Linked DNA regions of Homo sapiens: all the other regions are linked to region 1. Evidence: chromatin contacts called from ENCODE Hi-C or POLR2A ChIA-PET data. All regions are on one chromosome and are shown on one strand. The core of a region is the stretch at or near the end of the contact, and the rest is flanking DNA. Distances in the headings are between cores, read along the strand shown.

Region 1 (3,426 bases), core at 319-2,818:
TTGCAGTGAGCCGAGATCGCCTCTGCACTCCAGCCTGGGCAACAGAGTGAGACTCTGTCTCAAAAAAAAAAAAAAAAGGAGAATTCAGACTAAGCTGTTTTGCAGCATCCCAAGGCTGTGTTGACCTCACGTACAGCTGCATCATGGGAGTGGGCGGTGCGACATCTCAAGTCCAACTCAACCGAGCCATGGTTCAGGCTAAGTTCCCGCTGGTGCCCCTACCTGGAACGCTCTTCAGATAGTGGCTCCTTCTCACCCATTCAAATGTCCCAGGCCTTTCCTGACAGGCCCTGCCCATCTCTCTCTCTCTCTCTCTCAATTTCCCTGCTTGCTTTTTGTTGTTGTTGTTGTTGTTGTTTGATTTTTGGTCCTTTTTTTTTTTTTTTTTTGAGGCAGAGTCTTCCTCTGTCGCCCAGGCTGGAGTGCAGTGGCATGATCTCGGCTGACTGCAATCTCTGCCTCCCAGGTTAAGGTGATTCTCCTGCCCCAGTCTCCTGAGTAGCTGGGATTACCAGTGCCCGCCACCATACCTGGCTAATTTTTGTATTTTTAGTAGAGACAGAGTTTCACCATGTTGGCCAGGCTGGTCTCAAACTCCTGACCTCAAGTGATGTGCCCGCCTCAGCTTCCCAAAGTGCTGGGGTTACAGGCATGAACCCCACCACGCCTAGCCGATTTATTTTCTTTCCCTTTTTTTTCCCCCAGACAGGACCACTGGATTGGAGTGGTGCCATCATAGTTCATTTTAATTTCCAACTCCTAGGCTCAAGTGATCCTCCCGCCTCAGCCTCCTGAGTATCTAGGACTACAGGTGTGCACCACCATGCCTGGCTAATTTTTTATTTTTATCCTTTTTTGTAGAGACAGGGGATCTCACTATGTTGCCCAGGCTGGTCTCAAACACCCAGCCTTAAGCAATCCTCCTCCTGCCTCAGCCTCCTAAGTAGCTGGGATTATAGGTGTGAGCCACCATGCCTGACTTTTTATCTCACTTTTTGTAGAGACGGGGTATCGCTATGTTGACCAGGCTGGTTTTGAACTCCTGGCCTCAAGCAGTCCTCCTGCCTGGGCCTCCCAAAGCGTTGAGATCACAGACGTGAGCCACCTTGCCTGGCCTACTTCCTTTCTTCCTGTAAAATTGCCTTGTTGGTTTGTCTACTTGTTTTCTGTTCATCCTGTTCACTCTTGTCTCCAGCTCCTAGAACAGTACCTCACACAGAGTAACGGCTCCATGTGTTTTGTGACAGGGAAGCAGACAGTGTGGCTTGTTGGAGAGGAGCCACATACCCCCGCCCCCCGATTCATACATGGTGTGACTCAGCCCGAACCATTGCTCAGTTGAGTTGGATTTGAGATGATGCACTGCCCACTCCCGTGATACAGCTGTGTGTGAGGTCAGCACAGTCTTGGGGTGCTGCCAGACAACTTAGTTTGAATTCTCCCTTTGACTCATTGGAACCTAGACCTCAGCACCAAAGATGTCCCCATACCAGTAACCCGGGCAACAGAATGCAGATAAAGGACAGGAGACAAAAGGCGCAGGTTCTGACACATTCTTTGCTTGTGTCATCAGCTAGCAAGTATTCACAGGCACATCCAACCTCCATCCTTACATTCCACAAGGATTTGAGTGTCTGTTATAGGCAAGGGACAATGCTAGGTTTTTTTTTCTAAAAACAAACTTGGGGCTGGGCATGGTGGCTCACACTTGTAATCCTAGCACTTTGGGAGGCCAAAGCGGGTGGACTGCCTGAGCTCAAGAGTTCGACAACTCTTGGTAACATGGTGAAACCCCGTCTCTGCCAAAAATACAAAAAATTAGCCAGATGCAGTGGCGTGCACCTGTGGCCCAGCTTCTCGGGAGGCTGAGGTGTGAGGATCACTTGAGCCCGAAAGGTGAAGGCTGCAGTGGGCCGCGATTGCACCACTGAACTCTAGCCTGGGCAACAGAGTGGGACCCTGTCTCAAAACAACAACAACAAAATAAGAAAGAAAGAAAGAAAAAGCGGAAGTGAGAGATGGATGTGCGTGTAGTCGTGTGGGATAATTGCCCATGGGAAGGAAACAGAATTCAACCTCTTGGAATGTAGGGGGAGGAGGAAGCCTGAAAAAACTGTTCAAATTTGGATTCTGGGCTGAGCACAGTGGCTCACGCCTGTAATCCCAGCACTTTGGGAGGCAAGGCAGGCGGATCACTTGAGGTTCGGAGTTCGAGACTAGCCTGGCCAACATGGTGAAACCCTGTCTACAAAAAATACAAAAATTAGTCGGGCGTGGTGTTGCACACCTGTAATCCCACTACTTGGAAGGCTGGGGTAGGAGAATCACTTGAACTAGGGAGGCAGAGGTTGCAGTGAGCTGAGATCGCACCACTAAACTCCAGCCTGGGTGATAGAGCAAGACTCTGCCTCAAAAAAAAAAAAATTGGACTCTGGGTGAAATAAGTCTGTTGGGGACAAAATCTGGTGGGAGACCCAGAAGGTCAAGCTGCTTTAGAAAGAGCTCAACCACTGACTTTCCTCTTTTTGACCACATGACTCTTCCAGGTATAAAAGCCTGCCGTTGGTGGAAAAGGAAAAGGTGGTCCAGTTAGACAAGATGCCACCGGCTTCTGAAACCAGACATCTTTGAAAACCCACCCATCTACCTGCAGGAAAAGGCAAGGGACCTGACCTCGCCTGGGCTCAGGGAAGAGGTTGCTGGGATCATAACCCCAGGAAGAGACGGGATGGAAGGAGAGCATGCAGGGAGCAGAGGACAGGCTACTCTCCAAGGAGGAGAGGGAAGAGGCCACAGAAATGGAAAAGGGGCCAGGACAAGTCAGTGGAGAGATGGTCAGGGCCTGGCGAGGAGGAGCAGGACAAAAGCGGTGGAGCTCAGCCCCGTGGCGGCAGGGCCACTCCCATTCATCTGGTCCTCTACTTCTGAAGTTCTCGAATGCAGAATGAGATGTACAGATGGGCCAGCAGGTGATATGCTATCTGTCATAGGTTAAGGCCTCATTATTTTATTCATTTTTAAACTTTTTTTTTTTTGAGACAGGGTCTTGTTCTGTCGCCCAGGCTGGTTTGCAGTGGTGCCACCATGGTTCACTGTAACCTTGAAGCCCCTGGGCTCAAGTGATCCTCCTGCCTCAGCCTCCAGAGTAACGAGGACTACAGGTGCACACCGCCATGCCCAGCTAATTTCTTAACGTTTTGTAGAGAAAGGCTCTCACTGTGTTGCCCAGGCTGGTCTTGAACTCCTTGACTCAAGCAATCCTCCTGTCTTGGCTTCCCAAAGTGTTGGGATTACAGGTGTGAGCCACTGCTCCCAGCCACAAGTTTTATTTTAAATGTTTACCTTTCAATGATCACTTCGAGGAGATTTAAGCTTACTCTTTCTTTTTTTTTTTTCTTGAGATGGAGTCTTGCTGTGTCGTCCAGG
Region 2 (3,426 bases), core at 315-2,814, 250 kb before region 1:
TGCCTCAGCCTCCCAAATAGCTGGGACTACAGGCACACACCACCACACCCGGCTAATTTTTATATCTTTAGCAGAGATGGTGGTTCACCATTTTGGCCAGGCTGGTCTCAAACTCCTGACCTCAAACGATCCGCCATCCTCGGCCTCCCAAAGTGCTTGGATTACAGGCGTGAGCCACAGCGCTTGGCCTGTTTCATGTTTATTTAATGAGTTTTAAAACATGAACAAGGCACTTATGGATGCGTGGGGCAGCATGGGGGTTGGCCTTGTCACCTGGGGCACAGCTGAAGACTTTGCACAGGTTTCTGGTCTATCCTAGGTGAATGATGGTCTGCAGCGGGTGGGGAATGGGGGACTTCCCGTTGTATCCAAATGTTCAGGACAGGGAGTGTAGGAAAGGAGTGAGGGTGTAGGAGGAGATTGCAAATGGGAAGGGAGATGGGGACTCCCTTTCTGGCAGGCGGATAGCCCCAAAAGCCCAGGTTGGGTCTGGGGTCGCCAGCCCCGTAGCAGGTGTTTCTCTCCATGACAGCAGCCAGGAGGTGTCCCCAAGGGAACAAGACATTAGAGTGTGGGAGGCAAGACAGCTCCTCAGTGTTAGCTCTGGGGTGACAGTCCCTGGGGTCTGGCTTCCATGGTGCCGGGGAATGGAGAGCCAACGAGCTGTGGGGAGGGAGGCAGTTTCCACCTTTCTAGTGGCTCACGCACCCCCTCTCTCCCCAGCCCCTGGTGGCGGCGGCGTGTAACACCTTCCCGAGGAAACTCCGCTGCCGACCCTGCCTGAGCGCGGGAGCCTGAGGACCGGGTGGAGGCGGTGGGGACCCAGCCGCGCGCCGGGAGCGCTCCCCGGAATGAGCCGCCCCACCCACCCCAAGGCTGGAGCCGCTGCACCCTGCTGTCCCTCTCCAGGCCTTGGCAATGACGATCCCCCAAAGAGCCCGTCTGCACCCCAGACCCAGGGCCTCAGGCCTCCAGCTCCTGGGATCCGGGAGTCCATCCCGGCCCAGCACCCCCAGCATCCCCGTGTATGGCCCCCCTGCACCTCCTTGTCTCATCCCCGAAGATCCGTCCCCCTGGCCCCTCAGTGTCCATGTCTTGAGCTTAATAAATGTGCATTTGGTTTTTTCCTCTGTTCTGTCTGTGTGTTCTCATCTGTGGGGCACGGTGTGGGTAGGGGTGCAGAACTGAACCTGGGGTAGCTCTCCCCTGCGTGCCCGGAGTCGCCCCCTCTTCATTCTCCTCCCCCAGTGCCCCGAGATGCCCCCCTTCAATCCCTTCTCCTTCCTCAACACCTCCGGATTTGTCCTTTCCCTTCCTCCAGCGACCCCAGAATAGAGCCCTCCCGTTTCTCCCCCTGCTCTCTCAGAGGCGTCCACTCACCCTAGACCTGCCTGCCCCATCCCCGTTCCCACCCTCTCCCACCACTATGCCCTCACCCCTGCCCCCCGTCGCCCTCAGCGATTCCCCCTCCTGCTCCCACCCCGGGCTCTGAAGCCAGGAAACCCAAGAGGAAATGACTGAGCCCGTCTGGGTCCCCGCCCGCTCGCGCTCCCCTGGCCACACCCTCCGCCTGGACGCAGCAGCCACCGCCGCGTCCCTCTCTCCACGAGGCTGCCGGCTTAGGACCCCCAGCTCCGACGTAAGTCCCTCTCGTGCGCCACCTCCATCCGCTGCCCCTCTGCCCACGGGCCGGGCTCAGGTGGGTAGGGGTTTGACCCCTTCCGCTCCTCTCCGCCCCCCATCCACGCCCACATCTCTCTGCCTCCTCTCCTGGGCTACAGTGGGCCGCTCTGCCTCGCTCCCGCCCGCCTGCCTCAGTCTCCCCAGCTCTCTGCCACCCCCCTCGGACCAGTGCCTCTTAGGTCTCTCCAGCGCGCCATCCCTGCAAGGCGGCCCCTGACACCAACTCACTTTTTCCTCTGAGCGCGGGAGGCGTTACTCACTCTTCCTCCTTCCCCTCCTCGCCGACTCCCGGGCTCTGGGCCCCTGGGGGAGGGAAGAGGCCTCCTATCTACTCCTCTGCCCCAGTCCCCTCCTTGCGTCAGTCCCAGTGAGGGATAAGCGCCTGGCGGAAGGCGCAGGGAGGTGTTTCTCTGCTTCAGGAGTGCCCGCCGGCCCTTGCAGCTGCTGGAAGACCCATTTATCTCATGCTTCTTGTTTTCTTTGGGGACCTGCAGGGGAAGGAAGCAGGGTGACGGTTTGGTATCCCCACCTAAGACCCTCCCCTTTCCCCTGAGGCCAGCCGTCAGCCCCTGGCAGGGGGTCTTGGAAGCCAGAGGTTTTTGCTCAGGGCAGGGAAAGGGCTGCAGGATCCCCGGGGGCTGCCGGAGGTCGGTCTCACTGACATCATGGCTGACCCCAGCATCGCCTGGTCCCACAGATGTCGCCCTCTGGTCGCCTGTGTCTTCTCACCATCGTTGGCCTGATTCTCCCCACCAGAGGTAAGACCCATCTCTGGCCTCCACCCTGCCCCAGAGCCCCCAGCCAGGCCAGCCCCACGTGTGCTGCGGGGTGGGTGGTTGGCCCGTGTGAACGTTGTCCTGCCCTGTCACCCTCCCGCTGAGCCGGCACCAGGAAGTGGGGATCCCTATGGCGGGGCGACGTTACACCCTCTTTGGACACCTCAGACCCGGGTGGCTGCTTCCAGTGAGTCTGGCCAGGGCCTGTCCTGCTGAGCATCCTCCAATTTCACCTCCAAGAAGAACTCACTGAGTTTCATTTGGCGGGGAGATTGGTGTCGGTTTTCTACTCAGCAGCCAGGAAACCTAGGCTCCCAGAGTCCCCAGGCATTACACAGTTAGGCAAAGCTGTTGAGCTGGGGTTAGTCCAAAGAGTTGGCAACATCTCAGCCTTGCCTGGAAAGTGTCTCCTGAAAGATGGGAACCACAGGGGGGTATTGATCGTTCTTTCTGTGTGGCAGGTGTGGTGTGTGTTAGGTCAGTTAGGCTTTGCCTCTGACAGTCAGTCACACCTGTTGTCTTGCCCATTTTACTGATGAGGAAACTGAGGCTCAGCGAAGGGAAGTGCCCTGTGTCAGAGGAGAATGGGTGGAGGAGCTGAGAAAACAACTGTCCTGCCTGCCCCCAGAACCCAGGGTGCATGCCCCACTGAAGGCGCCCTCATTTCTCCTTCATAAAATGATTTTCATATACTCGTTCAGTCATTTGACAAATATTTATTGAGCACCTACTATGTGCTAGATATTCTGTGCACTGGGGAAACAGCACTGAATAAAACAAGAGGTCACACTCTAGTGGAGAGAGACAAGTTAGTAAATTATATCGTGTGCTAGGAGGTGATACGTGCTTGCAGAAAAGTAGAGGTAATGAGGATTGTTTAAACTGGGTGGTCAGGGAGGGCCTCACTGAGGAGGTGACATTTGGACCAACAAACACTTGGAGGAAATGAGGGAATGAGCTTTGCAGG
Region 3 (3,426 bases), core at 560-3,059, 240 kb after region 1:
GTGGCAACAGAGACCCAGCTTTAGATATGCCAACCTGAAGAAAGAGGGCAGAGAGACATGGAGAGACAGACAAGAGGCCAGCTTCAAGGATGGGAAGCCAGGACTCCCTTCAGGCCTCCGCGCTGGACGGATAGAGGGACCAGTGATGCTCCAGGGCTCTGTGGCTTACCCCACACTGATTCCAATCCCAGTCCCACTCCCACTCCATGGGACCCCCGGTTTACTTTACTGTAAAATGGAAGGAGGAGCAATGCCACCCGCTCTCCAGAACGGCAAGTAGTTAATGATCAAGAGGCTGGGCTGGGGACTGGAAGATGCCGATATGCAAAAGTTATTTTTAATGGTAAATATTACATACTTATTAAAATACAGCAGGATGGCTGGGCACGGTGGTGGCTCATGCTTCTAATTACAGCACTAAGGCTAAGGCAGGTGGATAGCTTGAGGCCAGGAGTTTGAGACCAGCCTGGCCAACATGGCAAAACCCCATCTCTACTAAAAATGCAAAAATTAGCCTAGGCATGGTGGCTCACGCCTGTAATCCCAGCACTTTGGGAGACCGAGGCAAGTGGATCACTTGAGGTCAGGAGTTCGAGACCAGCCTGGCCAACATGGCAAAACCCCATCTCTACTAAAAATGCAAAAAATTAGCCGGGCATGGTGGTGCTTGCCTGTAATCCCAGCTACTTGGAAGGCTGAGGCACCAGAATTGCTTGAACCCGGGAGGCAGAGGTTGCAGTGAGCTGAGATCGCACCACTGCACTCCAGCCTGGGCGACAGAGTGAGACTCCATCTCGAAAAATATTTTATATATATATAGGACACCCAGTTATTGAATTTTACGTGAACAATTTTATAGTTTAGGTATGTCCTAAATATTTCATGTATGTATGTATATGTTACATGTATAGCTGTGGTTTTTTGTTGTTTTTTGCTGAATTATTTGAGCAAGTTACAGACTTTTTTTTTGTTGTTTCTTTTTTTGAGATGAAGTTTCGCTCTTGTTCCCCAGGCTGGAGTGCAATGGCATGATCTTGGCTCACTGCAACCTCCATCTCCCTGGTTCAAGCAATTCTCCTGCCTCAGCCTCCCGAGTAGCTGGGATTACAAGCACCCGCCACCACGCCTGGCTAATTTTTTGTATTTTTAGTAGAGACAGGGTTTCACCATGTTGGACAGGCTGATCTAGAACTCCTGACCTCAGATGATCCACCCGCCTCAGCCTCCCAAAGTGCTGGGATTACAGGCGTGAATCACCGCGCCCAACCACAAGTTACAGACATTATAACATTTCATCTCTGAGTTCATTTTCTAAATGATATCTTTCCTCCTGAATACCATTATCAAATCTAAGAAAAGAATTCTATGATATTTCATATTCAGTTCATACTCCAGTTTCCCCAATTGTCCTAAACTATTACAGCGCGGAAGGGCATGGGGTCTGGAGAAGGAGAGCAGTGGGAGGATGCCTGCCTTACCTTCCCCCTTCATCAAATGAGAGTATGTATTGTACTTGCCTCATAGAAGGATTCAATGAAGGGGTATGGCACAGTTGGTTTCACACAATGAGCCCTCATTTAATGTTGGCCGTTATTGCTACTATTGTTATTGTTGAAATTGTTGATGTCAATATTGCTATGATTGGCACTCCTGGGAAGCAGCCCCAGGACGCCCTCCCTACTGGGCCTGGTGGAGGATTGGGTGGGCCTTCACTCCTGCTCCACGCCCCCGCAGTTACTCTGCCGATTGTGACGTCAGCTGACGCTGGGGGCGGGTGGGGGAATCTGGCCGGAAATCCCTCTTCCTGTTGCAGATAAGCCCAGCTTAGCCCAGCTGACCCCAGACCCTCTCCCCTCACTCCCCCCATGTCGCAGGATCGAGACCCTGAGGCAGACAGCCCGTTCACCAAGCCCCCCGCCCCGCCCCCATCACCCCGTAAACTTCTCCCAGCCTCCGCCCTGCCCTCACCCAGCCCGCTGTTCCCCAAGCCTCGCTCCAAGCCCACGCCACCCCTGCAGCAGGGCAGCCCCAGAGGCCAGCACCTATCCCCGAGGCTGGGGTCGAGGCTCGGCCCCGCCCCTGCCTCTGCAACTTGAGCCTGGCTGCGACCCCTGCTCTGACGTCTCGGAAAATTCCCCCTTGCCCAGGCCCTTGGGGGAGGGGGTGCATGGTATGAAATGGGGCTGAGACCCCCGGCTGGGGGCAGAGGAACCCGCCAGAGGTGAGCGATGAACTGAGGACTAGATGCCTGGGTGTCTGGGTTAGGAAGGACCTGGGGGACTAGACTCCCAAGAAGCCGGGGGCCTGGACTCCTGGGTCTAACAGAGGAAGAGAGCTGGGGTCCCTCACTCCCAGGACCAAGATTTTAGGCTCCTGGGGAAGGAGGGAGCGGAGGCCTGGACTCCTGGCTCTGAGGGAAGCTAGGGCTGGGGCCCAGACTCCAGGGCCTCCAAGTGTCACCAGCTCACCCATTGCCATCTGGACTTTTCCCGACCCAGAACATTCAGAAGGCCTTCATCGCATCCATGGACCTGTGGAACTGGGATGAGGCATCCCCACAGGAAGTGCCTCCAGGGAACAAGCTGGCAGGGCTTGGTAGGCTGCCGAGGCTGCCACAACGTGTGTGGGGAGGGTGTCCAGGTGGGGCCTCTGCTGACCCTAACCCCTTATCGCCTGCAGAAGGAGCCAAATTAGGCTTCTGTTTCCCTGATCTGGCACTCCAAGGGGACACGCCGACAGCGACAGCAGAGACATGCTGGAAAGGTGGCTGCGGGCTGGGACCCCTAAGTGCTGGAGAAGAAGCGGGGAGGCTGGGATCCTAGGGCAAAGGGAGGAGGGGGGCGTGCCTAGGTTCCTGGGACTGGGTGGGGAGGGGCCGCGTGCTTGACCCCTGAGGGTGAAGGAAAAGGGGGCGCGGGGTGCTGAAATACGGGCTGGGGGGCCATAACTCCCAGTCCCTGACAAGTAGAGACTAGAGAGTGGGTAGTTGAGGGGTCTCTTTCATTGCTCACAGTCCTCCCTAAACTCAGGTACAAGCTCATCCCTGGCAAGCTTCCCACAGCTGGACTGGGGCTCCGCGTTACTGCACCCAGAAGTTCCATGGGGGGCGGGTGAGTGTGGGGAGAGGCGGTGGGAGGTGGGGACTGGGGTCCCGAGGCACCGGGGCTAGAGGTGTAGACTCCCTGATCTTTGAGGACTGAGAACACCTGCGCCCTCAAGGTGGCATGACCTGGATCCGGGTCAGCCGGGCCCCAAGTGCCAGGGTTGAGAGCTTAGACCCTAGAGTTTTTGAGGGGGCACCTGGGCTCCCCTCACTCGGGATCCGTTACTCCTCACAGAGCCCGACTCTCAGGCTCTTCCGTGGTCCGGGGACTGGACAGACATGGCGTGCACAGCCTGGGACTCTTGGAGCGGCGCCTCGCAGAC
Region 4 (3,426 bases), core at 455-2,954, 190 kb after region 1:
GAAAGGAAGGAAGAAAAGAAATGATTGTTTGCTTGGTGTTGGAGGGGCTTGAGGGGGTGGGGAAAAAGGGGGGAACCCACACATTTGATCAAAGAACTCTTCTGTGTTGACTGTTGTGGTATGAGAGCAGAGAAAATGCATTGTGTTTTTCCTGAAACACAAGACTCCGAGGCCTACATCACTCTTGCCCCAAGTAGTGCTTTTCTCTCAAGATGCTCAGGAGGAATCTTTAAACAAAGATGATCAAGGAAATGAGGCTTATTTATAGGTCTGTTTTGAAGGTGGAACCAGGGATTCCTCAATTGGCCAATCACTTGAGAGAGTAGAAGGAGCTGTCACCCCATCAAACCAATCAGAAGCCAGGTGTTGGTTCCCACCCTATGACATACCACCTCCAATTGGCCAGTAGAAGTAGAGAGACAGGCTAGGAGGCGGGGCCTGCCTGGCCGCCATGGTAATCCCCTGTGGTTGGTGATCAAGGAAGAGCATAGTGCCAGACCTAGGTGCCCTCCTGGGAATGTTCCAGGAGGGCAGGAGTAGGAGGAGGAGTGTTAGAGTAGAGGGGAAATGATGAGAGCAGAAAGGGTATCATAAAGGAACCTCAGGGGTGATATAAGTGGACACAGACATATGTCACAAGGGCACGGGTTTAGAACAGGAAGGCTGTTGTACGTGGTTGGAGAGGGAGTTCAAAGAGTCAGAAAGCTGGTTTCAGAAGTTGAGAGGTGTTAGAGGGAGACAGGGCAGGACTTTGTAAGGTGACAAAGAAGTAGAGACTGAAACCCTGTCTCTACTACAAATACAAAAATTAGCCGGGCGTGGTGGCGGGCGCCTATAGTCCCAGCAAGAGGAGTGAATAGGTGGTCAAATAAGGTCTTAGAGGAGCTAAAGGGGCAGGGAGCTTATGGGCGAACAGGAAAGGTTTACAGCAGGACCCCGCAGGATTCATAGGGACGAAGTAAAGGATATTATAAAAGGAACAGTGAGAGAGCTAACAGAAGTTTTACTTTGGGGGGCAGAGGTGGGAGGATCACCTGAGCCCAGGAATTCAAGACCAGCATGGGCAACATTGTAGCAAAACCCCATCTCTACCAAAAGAAAAAAATTTTTTTTTTTTTTTTTTTTTTTTGAGAGAGTCTCGCTGTGTCACCCAGGCTGGAGTGCAGTGGCAGGATCTTGGCTCACTTCAACCTCCACCTCCCGAGTTCTGCCTCAGCCTCCCAAGTAGCTGGGATTACAGGTGCGTGCCACCACGCCCGGCTAATTTTTGTATTTTTAGTAGAGACGGGGTTTCACTATGTTAGCCAAGGTGGCCTCAAACTCCTGACCTCAGGTGATCCGCCCACCTCGGCCTCCCAAAGTATTGGGATTACAGGCGTCAGCCACCACACCCAGCAAAACAAAAACAAAACAAAACAAAATTTTAGTTAGCTGGGCCTGGTGGTGTGCACCTGTAGTCCCAGCCACTCAGGAAGCTGAGGCAGGAGGATCACTTGAGCCCAGGAGTTTGAGGCTGCACTGAGCTATGATTGTGCCTTTGCACTCCTACAGCCTGGGAGAGAAGACCCTGTCTCTGAAAAAAAAAAAAAAAAAAAAAAAAAAACAGAAGACAAAGAAGTTTTACAGGGTGAGAGTTTTATAAGGGAACAGTGAATTTATAATGAAGGTTTTATACCCAAACACAGGTCCAGTCACTCCACGCTTGCAGAGTCCAATTAACAAGAGCAAGTTCTGGTAGAAAGAAGGTGACTTTATTCCAGAGCTCAGGTGAGGGGAAGAGGTACAGGTTCCTGCCTTAAGGGTATTGCTTCAGCTTTCAGGACAGAAAGCAGGGACTTTTAAAGGGGGGCTTGATGTGAATGACATAAAGGTGGGGGGCAAGGAGGTGTGGGGTCTATGTGACATGCTTTGATGTCTTATCTATCAGGTGTTCTAGCTGTCACCATCGTGAGAAGAGAAATTGACCATTGTCTCAAGGCAATCTGATGGGAGAGAATTCTGGGGGTGCCTGATTTGTTTCAAGGTTCAGTCCCTGGAACTTCTAAGTAAACATATTGTTAGATAAGCTTGCCATGTAGGGAGGTTACAGTTGCATTCCTAAAGAGTTAAGTAGGAGATGGGGGGAAAAGAAAAAGGAAAAAAATCCTTTTTTTTCTTTAAAAATGGGGTACTCTGGCCAGGCACAGTGGCTCAAACCTGTAATCCCAGCACTTTGGGAAGCTGAGGCAGGCAGATCACAAGGTCGGAAGTTCAAGACCAGCCTGGCCAACACAGTGAAACCCCGTCTCTACTAAAAATACAAAAATTAGCCGGGCGTGGTGGCAGGTGCCTGTAGTCCCAGCTACTTGGGAGGCTGAGGCAGGAGAATCGCTTCAACCCACAAGGCGGAGGTTGCAGCTGAGCTCACGCCACTGCACTCCAGCCTGGGCGACACAGCAAGACTTTGTCTCAAAAAAAAAAAATGTGGTACTCAATTACAGTTTCCCACTGTCAAATTCCATTCCATTTCTATGGGATTTGGATGCCACATTCATGCTGGCTACTTCCTGCTGAAAGAGGGCATTGTGATTAGTCATCAGAATGGAACCGATCCACTTGGAGTTGGAAATATTTATGAGTAGTTGGACCAATATGGTGTAAGGTCTGGAAAGTCTCTGGGGAAGTCTGTCTTGCATTCCCATATAGAAGGTGAAACAGCAGAAAAATCCACAGCAGAGAAGTATGTCTATCATTGCAACTAGGGCCAAAGTTGTAAATAGCTTCTTTCCAGGTGAGAACAGTCCTCACCTGCAACAGGATGCCAACCATTGACCTGGTGATAATGTGGGGTCAGACATAGCTTTGATTTTTAGGTGCATGTCTCTCAGGGCTATTGAGACATTTACTGAATTATCTGAGATGTGTACACAGCATTTAGTCTTAATTGTCAGGCACATTCCCAGCTGTCAATTGTACCTGGAGCTCCTGTGGAGATATGATGACAGGGTGGTTAAACACATATATTTAACAGGTTACAAGAGGAGCTATGGGCCGGGCGTGGTGGCTCACGCCTGTAATCCCAGCACTTTGGGAGGCCGAGGTGGGAGGATCACTCAAGGCCAGGAGTTCAAGACTAGCCTGGCCAACTACCAGACCGATGAACTCAGTCTCTACTAAAAATACAAAAATTAGCGGGCATAGTGGTGCACACCTGTAATCCCGGCTCCTCAAGTGGCTGAGGCATAAGAATTGCCTGAGCCCAGGAGGCAGAGGCTGCAGTGAGGCGAGATCGTGCCACTGCCCTCCAGCCTGGGTGACATAGTGAGACTTTGTCTCAAAAATAAAAAATAAGTAAATAAGAAAGGGCTGGGTGTGGTGGCTCATGCCTGTAATCCCAGCACTTTGGGAGGCCAAGGCAGGTGGGTCACCTGAGGTCAGGAGTTCAAG

The links. Hi-C counts contacts between places; a loop is a spot of excess contacts on that map. ChIA-PET counts read pairs that join two places held with the same protein, here RNA polymerase II (POLR2A). Pooled maps may share reads with other maps.
Region 2: a loop to region 1 is called in a pooled map, with 3 times the contacts of the local background. The contact joins the promoter of FXYD5 here to the promoter of LINC01531 in region 1. A Hi-C loop is called at or near these places in 4 of 50 pooled maps. POLR2A ChIA-PET finds 5 or more read pairs at or near these places in 2 of 52 experiments (HEK293 and activated CD8-positive, alpha-beta T cell).
Region 3: a pooled map shows a loop between it and region 1 (4-fold over the local background). The contact joins the promoter of ETV2 here to the promoter of LINC01531 in region 1. A Hi-C loop is called at or near these places in 3 of 50 pooled maps. POLR2A ChIA-PET finds 5 or more read pairs at or near these places in 2 of 52 experiments (HEK293T and Panc1).
Region 4: a loop to region 1 is called in a pooled map, with 3 times the contacts of the local background. The contact joins the promoter of LINC01766 here to the promoter of LINC01531 in region 1. A Hi-C loop is called at or near these places in 3 of 50 pooled maps. POLR2A ChIA-PET finds 5 or more read pairs at or near these places in 6 of 52 experiments (GM12878, H1, HEK293 and 3 more).

Annotation. Positions count from the first base shown.
Region 1 is chr19:35,404,039-35,407,464 of GRCh38, forward strand. It overlaps LINC01531 (long intergenic non-protein coding RNA 1531), which reads left to right and starts at 1,569. Exons shown (of 5, transcript NR_040046.1): 1 at 1,569-1,643; 2 at 2,547-3,426.
Region 2 is chr19:35,153,171-35,156,596 of GRCh38, forward strand. It overlaps FXYD5 (FXYD domain containing ion transport regulator 5), which reads left to right and starts at 1,565. Exons shown (of 9, transcript NM_014164.6): 1 at 1,565-1,639; 2 at 2,381-2,441. The coding sequence starts at 2,381. FXYD7 (FXYD domain containing ion transport regulator 7) reads left to right here. Exons shown (of 6, transcript NM_022006.2): 6 at 724-1,132. The coding sequence ends at 746. RefSeq lists enhancers at 533-1,397, 2,336-2,505.
Region 3 is chr19:35,639,936-35,643,361 of GRCh38, forward strand. ETV2 (ETS variant transcription factor 2) reads left to right here and starts at 1,810. Exons shown (of 7, transcript NM_014209.4): 1 at 1,810-2,221; 2 at 2,499-2,595; 3 at 2,680-2,763; 4 at 3,030-3,110; 5 at 3,339-3,426. The coding sequence starts at 2,526. RefSeq lists an enhancer at 1,966-2,681 and a silencer at 3,335-3,426.
Region 4 is chr19:35,596,191-35,599,616 of GRCh38, forward strand. It overlaps LINC01766 (long intergenic non-protein coding RNA 1766), which reads left to right and starts at 1,705. Exons shown (of 3, transcript NR_110750.1): 1 at 1,705-1,767. RefSeq lists an enhancer at 462-601.